2 separate regions of the Homo sapiens genome follow, and region 2 is linked to region 1. A link is an interaction called in ENCODE POLR2A ChIA-PET data of the cell type or tissue named here. Cell type or tissue: PC-9. All regions are shown on one strand. Each heading gives the region's core, and the rest is flanking DNA. Links, peaks and the distances in the headings are about the cores only. Region 1 overlaps SLC23A2 (solute carrier family 23 member 2). Region 2 overlaps RASSF2 (Ras association domain family member 2).

Region 1 (4,385 bases), core at 249-4,248:
CCTACCAGGGCTACAGGTGTGGCGGGGGGTTGGGGGGACTCCCAAAGGAAAGTGGGATGGGGTTCTTTCTGGAAGATTCCCATGGCTACTGTACGCCCTTAACCCTGCCCTGACTGGAACAGACGAATTCTTTGTTTTCGAAAACAATGCCAGCTCACAGAAAAAGACAGAAAACACTCCATGCGTATGTAACTTATGAAGCTTATGTAACTTTAATCCCCAGACATGAAAGAACTTTTTTAAAGAAATAGACTAATTAACCTAGAAATGTAGATGCAAAATTCTGTATAAAATATTAGCAAATCAAATCCCAGAAGAAAAATACAGTATGACTAACTAGGGTTTGTTTCAAGCATGCAAGAATAGTTCAGCACATCACAATTCATGATAACAGATTAGAGGAGAAAGGCCTTATGGTTTTAGCAATTTATGCCAGAAAAGCATTTTGGGGAAGAAACCCAAATATTTCTAATAAGAATTACATAAGTAAAATATCACCAGTGCTGATATTGACTGTTTCCTTTGTGAGGCATGGATTCATCCAAGTAATAAGTAATAATGACAGTGAATAGTAAGACAATAAAATGTAATGAAAAGGAGAAATGCAGCTGGGCGTGGTGGCTCACGCCTGTAATCCCAGCACTTTGGAGAGGGAGAGGCAGGCGGATCGCTTGAGCCCAGGTGTTTGACACCAGCTTTGCCAACACGGTGAAAACCCATCGCTACAAAAAATACAAAAATAAGCTGGGCGTGGTGGTGCGCCCCTGTAATCCCAGCTATTTGGGAGGTTGAAGCAGGAGAATTGCTTGAGCCTGGGAGGTGGAGGTCACAGTGAGCCAAGATCGCACCATTGCACTCCGTCGAGGGCAATGGGAGTGAAACTGTCTTAACAACAAAGGAGAAATACTGAAAAAGAAGGAAAAAAGTATGGCTTGGTCGAAAAACCAAGGAGATTCTTTATGTGGGCTATTTTTTAACGACAATAAGAGAGAAGAATTAGGATGAAATCAAGAATAAATGAGGAAGGGTTTACTGTTTCTCCTCTGACCCTTTTCCTGCCCACAGCACTACCTGACATGCTTCAGCGGCACGATCGCAGTGCCCTTCCTGTTGGCCGATGCCATGTGTGTGGGGTACGACCAGTGGGCCACCAGCCAGCTCATTGGGACCATTTTCTTCTGTGTGGGAATCACTACTTTGCTACAGACAACGTTTGGATGCAGGTGAGATTGGGGTACTAATGGGGGATGCCAAAGCCCCCAGAAGGCATTGAGCGCAGAAGGCATTGAGCTGCGCCGTTTGCCTAGGGCTGTTGGCAAGGACAGAATGGAGGCACGGGAATGTCCTAGTGGCCGTTGGTCCCCACCCCTCAGTGTTCCTCCCAGTCATTTCCTCTCTTGGTGAATGGCACCACCGCCACCTTCCCCTACCCAGTTGTCCAAGCTGGAAACTCAGCCTCACTCTCCTTCCCCTGCCCCCTTGGCAAGTCATGCTCGCTCCCCAGCACCCCTCTGTGCCCCTATTCCTTACGTTCAGACCAGAGTGTCCCACCAGGCTCCCCGTTGGCTTCCCTGCCTCCAGGGCACTGCTCTTGGACTCACTTTGTGCCCCACACCCAGTGCCATCTTTCTACTTCCACACCCTCCTCAGGGTGAGCCACACTGCAGCTCTCCTCCCTTTTTACACACCAGGCTGCACCCAGCATTTAGGCTTGCCCTTGCTCTCTGCCCCACTTCCATCTCCAGCCATGCCTCTGAGCCCTGTCTCCTGCCTTCCCTGGCCTCACTCCCAAGGGCCCGCTGTCTACCTTCTTGTGTGTCTTCCCTCAACCCGCCTGGCACACAACAGCTCATCCTCCAGGCCCAGCTTGTCCTGCCCTCCCGACTCTGTGGAGCCCTTCATTGTTCTCTGAATTCCCACCTTGTTTTCATCCTTCCAGTGTGGCCTTTATTCCAGTTTGTCCTTTTTGTTTCTATGTCTTTTTCCCACGGTGCTTCCTCCTTGATGCCAGGGCTTTGGCTTGTTCACTTCTGCATTTCCAGCCACCAGCTTAAATGGACGTGGAGCTGGCACAGGAAGGAAGAGAAACATCCTTATCTACCTTCCTACCTCCTCCTGCAAGCTTGTCTTTTCCTCTCCTTTCCTGCTCCTCTCCCCTCTTCGCAGTGCAGCCTCTTGCTTTACCCCAGGGCACTGCTCAGGAAGTGGAGCCTGCTCTGGCAGGACTGTCCTAAGTTCACGGCCAGCTGTCTCTTGCTCTGTCAGAGACAGGCTGAGTAAGGCCTGGCCCTCCCTGCGGTGGGAGGTGGGTGTGAGCTGAAGTCAGGGACTGCATTCTGATGAGTCAGAATCCTTCGGGACCTCAGGGTTGCCCTAACGCGGCACGGGGATAGGGGAGCCTTGGAGGGCGGTGAGCCATGTGCAGGTGTTCTGGTTGCCAGGATAGGCCACACCCTGGGAGGGTAGGCTGCAGGTCTGCTGATGGAAAGAAGCTATGTGGACTAAAGGCTTTGGGGCTGGCAAGCTCTGATGGTTCCCAGATCCCAGCCCTTGCTAGTCTGCCCACAACCACCAAGCTGGGCTGAAGGGAGGAGGGTCTCCTCAAACCCCCCAGGGGGCAGGGCAGGGATATCACTGACCGACTAGGGGAAGGAGATGTGGTCTGGGCCTTCCAAGAAGGGCTCAACCTGACTAGCACCCTCTTTCATTCTTTGGGTACAGTGTTCAGGGCTCTGTGCTTCAAGTCCAGAGTGCACGGCAGAGCTTTTTTTGGCTCACTCAGGATCCTTACCTTGCCCATGGAGCACTGGTTCTCTGGGGAGATGTTCTTTTTCTAAACCGCTGACTTATCCGTGGATTTGTAGGCATAATCCCTCTGTGAATTTGGTCAGTGTCTCTAGCTGAGCATTATTGGTTGACCTGAATAGGGGATGAAAGCTGTGTTTATTGCAGTGAAGTGTGTACCGTGTGCAGCTCTGCCCCAGCTCATGCCAAGGAGGCCAGGCCTGGCCAGCAGCTGAGCCTGATGGGCAAAGTTGCTAATGGGACACAGAAGGGAGGGCCTGGGGGAACTTGGGGTAAATACTTTTGGTCACAGAGGGCATCATCTTGCCCACTGTTGGGGCACAAGACCTAAACAGAACTACCTGGGTCAGCGTGGTTCACCTCCCTGCTGGCCTGGGAAGCAGTTTGAGCGGAGTAAGAACAGGAGAGGGATTTGACACCCTACTGGGATGGCTCAGGGACCCAAAATGCAGAGCTGTGGCCTGGAGGAGGGTGCGTGTCTGTGCGCCCCATGCCCACAAGGCTGGGTGAAAGCAGCCTTTCTTGCTGTGTTTGTGAGGAGTCAGAGTGAGTCCCCCATGACCTTTGGCTGTGCAAGGAATGGCAGCCCCACCCCTGCTTCCATCCTCCCCACAGTGTGGCCATTTGCTTAGTCATAAATCAGGTGGTGCTGACTCTAATCACGTCAGCAACTGTGTGCTGCTGGGCAGGTGCAGGTGTGCTGGGGACTTTGGTGGGGTGTTGGGCTTGTGATAGGGGTTTTCTATGGTTGTCGGGGTGTGGGTGGTGCCCGTTCTCTTAACCTGGGCAAAGAGAAAGAGTACTGGCTCAGCCCTGCAGATATTCAGTGACTGGTCTATGTGGCAGGTGCGGGGCCTGGCCATTGTGGGGCGCAATGGTGACATCGAAGCACATGGCTTGCAGCACGAAGGGCAGCGCCATCAGGGAGACACAGTGCATCCTCCAGGGGACTTGGTGGGAGCCCTGGAGGAGGTGGTGTTTGAGACAGGCCCTGCAGGCTCCAAGGGCTCTGCCCAGGAGGGCTGAGGGAGCAGCTTCCATCCCAGCAGGGGCAGGAGCAAAGGCAGGAAGTCACAGCCTGGCATGATCCCCCTGCCCAGGCACACAGAGGCCAGAGCTTGGGACTTATCAACAGGCACAGGGAGCATTCAATGGCTTTGTTAGCAGGGGACTCGCCCCCGGGGCTGTGCCTTGAAGGACGTTACTTGGTTACTTAGTATAGGGGGTGAGGACCATCCCAGGGGATCAGTGACATCCATGAGAAAGGTGATGGGGGCCTAGGCAAGCCTCAGGGGTGTGGGATAGGAAGGTGACTGTGCTAGGACTGAACTCATTCCCCAGTCTCACTCTTTCTCGTCCTGGGGGTCCCTTCCTGCTTTGAATCCTTAGCTGGAAAGAGAAGCAGCACGGAATGGAATGTGCTTCATGTGTCCTGATTAAAGAATCTTTCCAGTGGAGCGGCTTAGAGAGAGCCTTTGGGATGGGGGAGGGGAGCGCCCCTGCCAGCACCTTGTGGGCAGTCTGGGCCTCCCAGGCTGAGGGGGGCTTTTGCTGTGAATCTGAGCCTGCAGTGCTGTGTG
Region 2 (4,385 bases), core at 83-4,082, 110 kb after region 1:
CTCCCAATAGCTCCCCACATCCTTCTCTCTTTAGCTCCTGGCAACCACCATTCTACTCTCTGTCTCTGTAATTTTGTATGTACCTAGAATGTACTTACAGTGTACCTCAATTATATGTGGTACACTTATATGAGGTACACTCTAAGTATCTCATATAAGTGGAATCATTCAGTATTTGCTGTTTTGTAATTGGCTTGTTGCACTTAGCATAATGTCATCAAGGTTCATCCGTGGGTAGCATGTGTCAGAGTTTGTTTGCAGTATCTTGTTAGCTCTTATATCATGCTTATCCTGTGCCAGGCACTATTCTAAGTGCTTTATGTATACTAACTCATTTAAACCCTCAGCAACCCTCTGAGGTGGGTGTTATTATTATCCCTATTTTATATATAAAAGCACCGAGGCACAGAGAGGTTAGTGATATATGGCAATCATGGAGCAGGGATTTGAACCCAGGGAGTCCGGCTCTGAAGTCTGTTCTCTGAACTTTTCCTTGTATAGGTTCTCTGTAAATTCTGCATTATGTTTTTCCCCCAGCAGAAAATATTATTTGTATAAAATATATATTTGTGGAGACAGTGGGTGCTGTCGCACTGGCCACAAATTGGGGACCATGTGCCATGTCCCAGGTCCAGACAGACAGAGTTCATTTCCCTCTCCTCTCTCAGACTCCAGGGGCCTGAAGCCCCTGCAGGAGGACACCCCACAGCTGATGCGCACACGCAGTGATGTTGGGGTGCGTCGCCGTGGCAATGTGAGGACGCCTAGTGACCAGCGGCGAATCAGACGCCACCGCTTCTCCATCAACGGCCATTTCTACAACCATAAGGTAAGGTGGACAGGGGGACGGGGAGGGTGGAAGACCTCTTCCTGGGTAGATGCCACCTCAGGGCTACAGCCATATGGTGGGTGGTGTGGATGCCTGGGAAGCCAAGTGTTTGCTGCTGTTTAGTCTTTGGGTTGTGGGTGGGCTGCAAGCCCTGCTGGCTTCCTGAGGGCTGAGGGACCCCAGGTCAGAAGCCTCAAAGTCCCCCTGTGGGTTCCCCTTAAGGTGGTGGGTGAATTCAGTGGGGCTGTACAAAGCAGTCCCTGCTGTAGCCTTGAAGACCCCATAAACGCAGCTCATCAGTCTCTCCCAAGAAAATCCACGTGTTACCCTCTTCCTGCACACTGTGCCCCCAGCTGGTGTATGGTCTGGCTTTTCCCAGAGCTGAAGCAGAGCTGCAGGTCTCAGACCTGGGGTGTCAGTGCACCACCCACCCCACCCCATCTTGCTGATCCCTCCTTTCCTCCTGCTTTGTTCAAATCCTACCCCCGGAGGCAATACATGGTGGGAGAGTGGTCAGAGACAGCCTTGTGCTGAAGTCCCAGAGGAAGGGTCTTTTTGAGCGTGGAGCATGAACTGAATTATGCAAACCCCGAGGGTTGCTTTGTCTACAAAGCCTGCTGCTTGCCAGTCTGCCGGGGGCTCCCAGGGAGTACATTCTGAGTATCGTTGTCACTGTGCCCTGTACCGCACCTGGATTTTAGCACTGGGTCCTTGTTCCCACTCCCACCCTGAGCTGGGCCCTTCTATTGACAGACATCCGTGTTCACACCAGCCTATGGCTCTGTCACCAACGTCCGCATCAACAGCACCATGACCACCCCACAGGTCCTGAAGCTGCTGCTCAACAAATTTAAGGCAAGTTCCCTTTGCTGAGTGGCCACAGATGGGGTCACAGCTGTGCCTTGGGACTCCTAGAGTGGTTGTGCGAGGAGCTATGGAAATTGTGTGTTTTGTGGGATGCTGAGCAGAGGGCTTCGGTTCTTTAGATCCTCACGATCCAGGACAAAGTCCACAGAATCAGCATCAGCATCACCTGGGTGCTTGTTAGAAATTCAGATTCTCAGGCCCCACCCCAGACCCACTAAATCAGAAATTGTGAGGGGTAGGCCAGGGACGCCGTCTAACAAGCCTGCAGGGGATTTGGATGCCTACCGAAGTTTGAGAAACATCAGCCCTCAAATCCTTTATGGGCTACTTTAGAAGGACCCTGGGGCCTGCTGACTGGTTTTGGGCTCAGTGCGAAGATTGACTTCTGGGACACAGTTGGGAAACCTACTTTGAAATATGATACTTAAATAGACGTGCAAATTATAGTGCAGGAGTGCTTTTAAAGTTCTGTTGCTCTGTGTTTTCCACAATCTCTTGGAGACCAGAGATCTTTTGGAGACCAGGTGTTCTTATTTTTAATGGAAGCCAGTGTAGCCTAACAACCTAAGAACACAGGCTCTGGGTTCAAATCTCCACTGAGCACCTGCTAGTTGGATGAATTGGGCAGGTTACTTAACCTGCCCCTGCCTCTGCTTCGTCATCATAAAATGAGGATAATGGGACTTCACTATGGTATCGTCGTGAGCATTAGATGGGTTGAAGCCTTTAACATTTGTAGAACTATGCCTGGCACATTGCAATAGACGATAGCTGTTATCTATCCTAGTCGTGTGCTACAGAATGACCAATTTGGTCAATGATGCACCACATATACGACAGTGGTCCCGTAAGATTATAATCCATTTTTTATGGTACCTTTTCTGTGTTTAGATATGTTTAGATACACAAATGCTTACCATTGTGTTACAAGTGCTTACGGCATTGAGTACAGTAACATGCTGTATAGGTTTGTACACTAGGAGCAATAGGCTATATACCATATGGCCTAGGTGTGAAGTAGGCTATGCCATCCAGGTTTCTGTAAGCACACTCTATGATGTTTGCACAACAATGAAATTGCCTAGTGACACATTTCTCAGAATGCATCCTCGTGGTTAAGTGCATGACTGTATTATTGATAAAGTCATCTGCCTTCTCGATCTTCTCATCACTTCTGAGAGTTGTAGATAAATAGCTCTCCCCTCAAAACAGCCTAAAATTGACTTAGCTTTGCATTGCTAAAGAAGAGGAAAAGCCTCGAAGTTGGGATGTTTAAATAGAAACTTTCAACAAGAATCTTTTGCTCCTGCTTCAGATTGAGAATTCAGCAGAGGAGTTTGCCTTGTACGTGGTCCATACGAGTGGTGGTAAGTCTGAAGACCACAGTGTACTTTAAAACTTCTAATTAACTCAAAATAGCAAGTTAAAAAAATACCTCTGCCTCCTTTGCTTGTTGTTTGAGTTTTGGAAACTTCCAAATGTTGTTTGCCTTCAAGGCTGATGGGCTTGCTGTATGAGTCTACTAGGGATTGCCTTATATGGCCAGTAAACAAATTCTAAACCTAACTGCCTATTAAAAGAGGAACTAGATTTTCTTAAGAGACAGATAAACCCAATTCCTCCAAGGAGTTTGAGGCATGGTGGTATTGTTGAGGGGTGAGGAGTGGGAGGAAGTTGCTTTTCACAACACCTATGGAATAGTTCACTTATAAATCAGTCTCCTGACGTATATGGCGGCATCTCCTAAGGTGCCTTTGGACCCCTGCATTAACCACTACTTAATGTGAGAAAGGCCTCTCAGGGCTGCTCCTGGGTGTGTGTGGTTGCAGAGAAACAGAAGCTGAAGGCCACCGATTACCCGCTGATTGCCCGAATCCTCCAGGGCCCATGTGAGCAGATCTCCAAAGTGTTCCTAATGGAGAAGGACCAGGTGGAGGAAGTCACCTACGACGTGAGTTCCCTTTGGGTCAGGCGATCTGTCCTCAGGAGGGTGGGGATTTGGTTGGACCACCTGTAACTGGGGTATAGAATGACTTTTTTGACCAACGACCATGCCCCCTTTTACTTCTTCAGCACCAGGTTCTCTCGAAGCCAGCTTTTGCAGAGTAACAAACATCTCCAAATCATAGTAGCTGACAACAGCAAACATTTGCTTTTTTGCCCATGATTCTGTGGTCTAGTAGCAATGGCTCTACTCTAAGTATGGGTTGAGTTCAAGTCTGCACTGTGTGACTCACCCAGAGGCCCAGGCTTTTGGGGCAGTAGTTACTGCACATGGGTGTGGTCCTCATGGCAGATGGCGGAGCATGAGAAACCAGGCCAAATCATGTAAGCATATTTGAAGCCTCCACTCAGATTTGGTGTGTCATGTCCACACACATTCCACTGGCCAAAGCCAGTCACATGGACAAGCTCAGCATTAATAGGGTAGAGAAATGTACTTATCCCAGGGAGAAGAGTTGATAGAGCAGGGTGGGGATTCTTGTGGGGAAAGGGAAGCCATTTTTTAACTTTTTTTTTTTTTTTGGGATGGAGTCTCGCTCTGTTGCCCAGGCTGGAGTGCAGTGGCACCTCCCTGGTTCAAGCTATTTTCCTGCCTCAGACCCCTGCGTAGCTGGGACCACAGGTGTGCACCACCATGCCTGGCTAATTTTTGTATTTTTAGTAGAGACGGGGTTTCACCATGTTG

What was found. Peaks named below come from ENCODE experiments on the same cell type or tissue, not always from the same donor. Only the 100,000 strongest peaks of a DNase experiment are listed, where the experiment ranks them.
Region 2: POLR2A ChIA-PET joins it to region 1 with 7 read pairs; 4 of 35 experiments call an interaction of 5 or more read pairs at or near these places.

The regions. Positions count from the first base shown.
Region 1 is chr20:4,896,393-4,900,777 of GRCh38, reverse strand. SLC23A2 (solute carrier family 23 member 2) reads left to right here. Exons shown (of 17, transcript NM_005116.6): 6 at 1,066-1,223. Among named protein-coding and RNA genes, the nearest start is that of RASSF2, 75 kb to the right of the region's middle. RefSeq lists an enhancer at 3,488-4,009. In PC-9, for the core only: no CTCF peak of the experiment used is centred there; DNase peaks (open chromatin) are centred at 2,327 and 3,427; H3K27ac peaks cover 3,776 bases.
Region 2 is chr20:4,786,895-4,791,279 of GRCh38, reverse strand. RASSF2 (Ras association domain family member 2) reads left to right here. Exons shown (of 12, transcript NM_014737.3): 7 at 669-829; 8 at 1,583-1,684; 9 at 3,012-3,063; 10 at 3,526-3,647. Among named protein-coding and RNA genes, the nearest start is that of RASSF2, 35 kb to the left of the region's middle. In PC-9, for the core only: no CTCF peak of the experiment used is centred there; no DNase peak of the experiment used is centred there.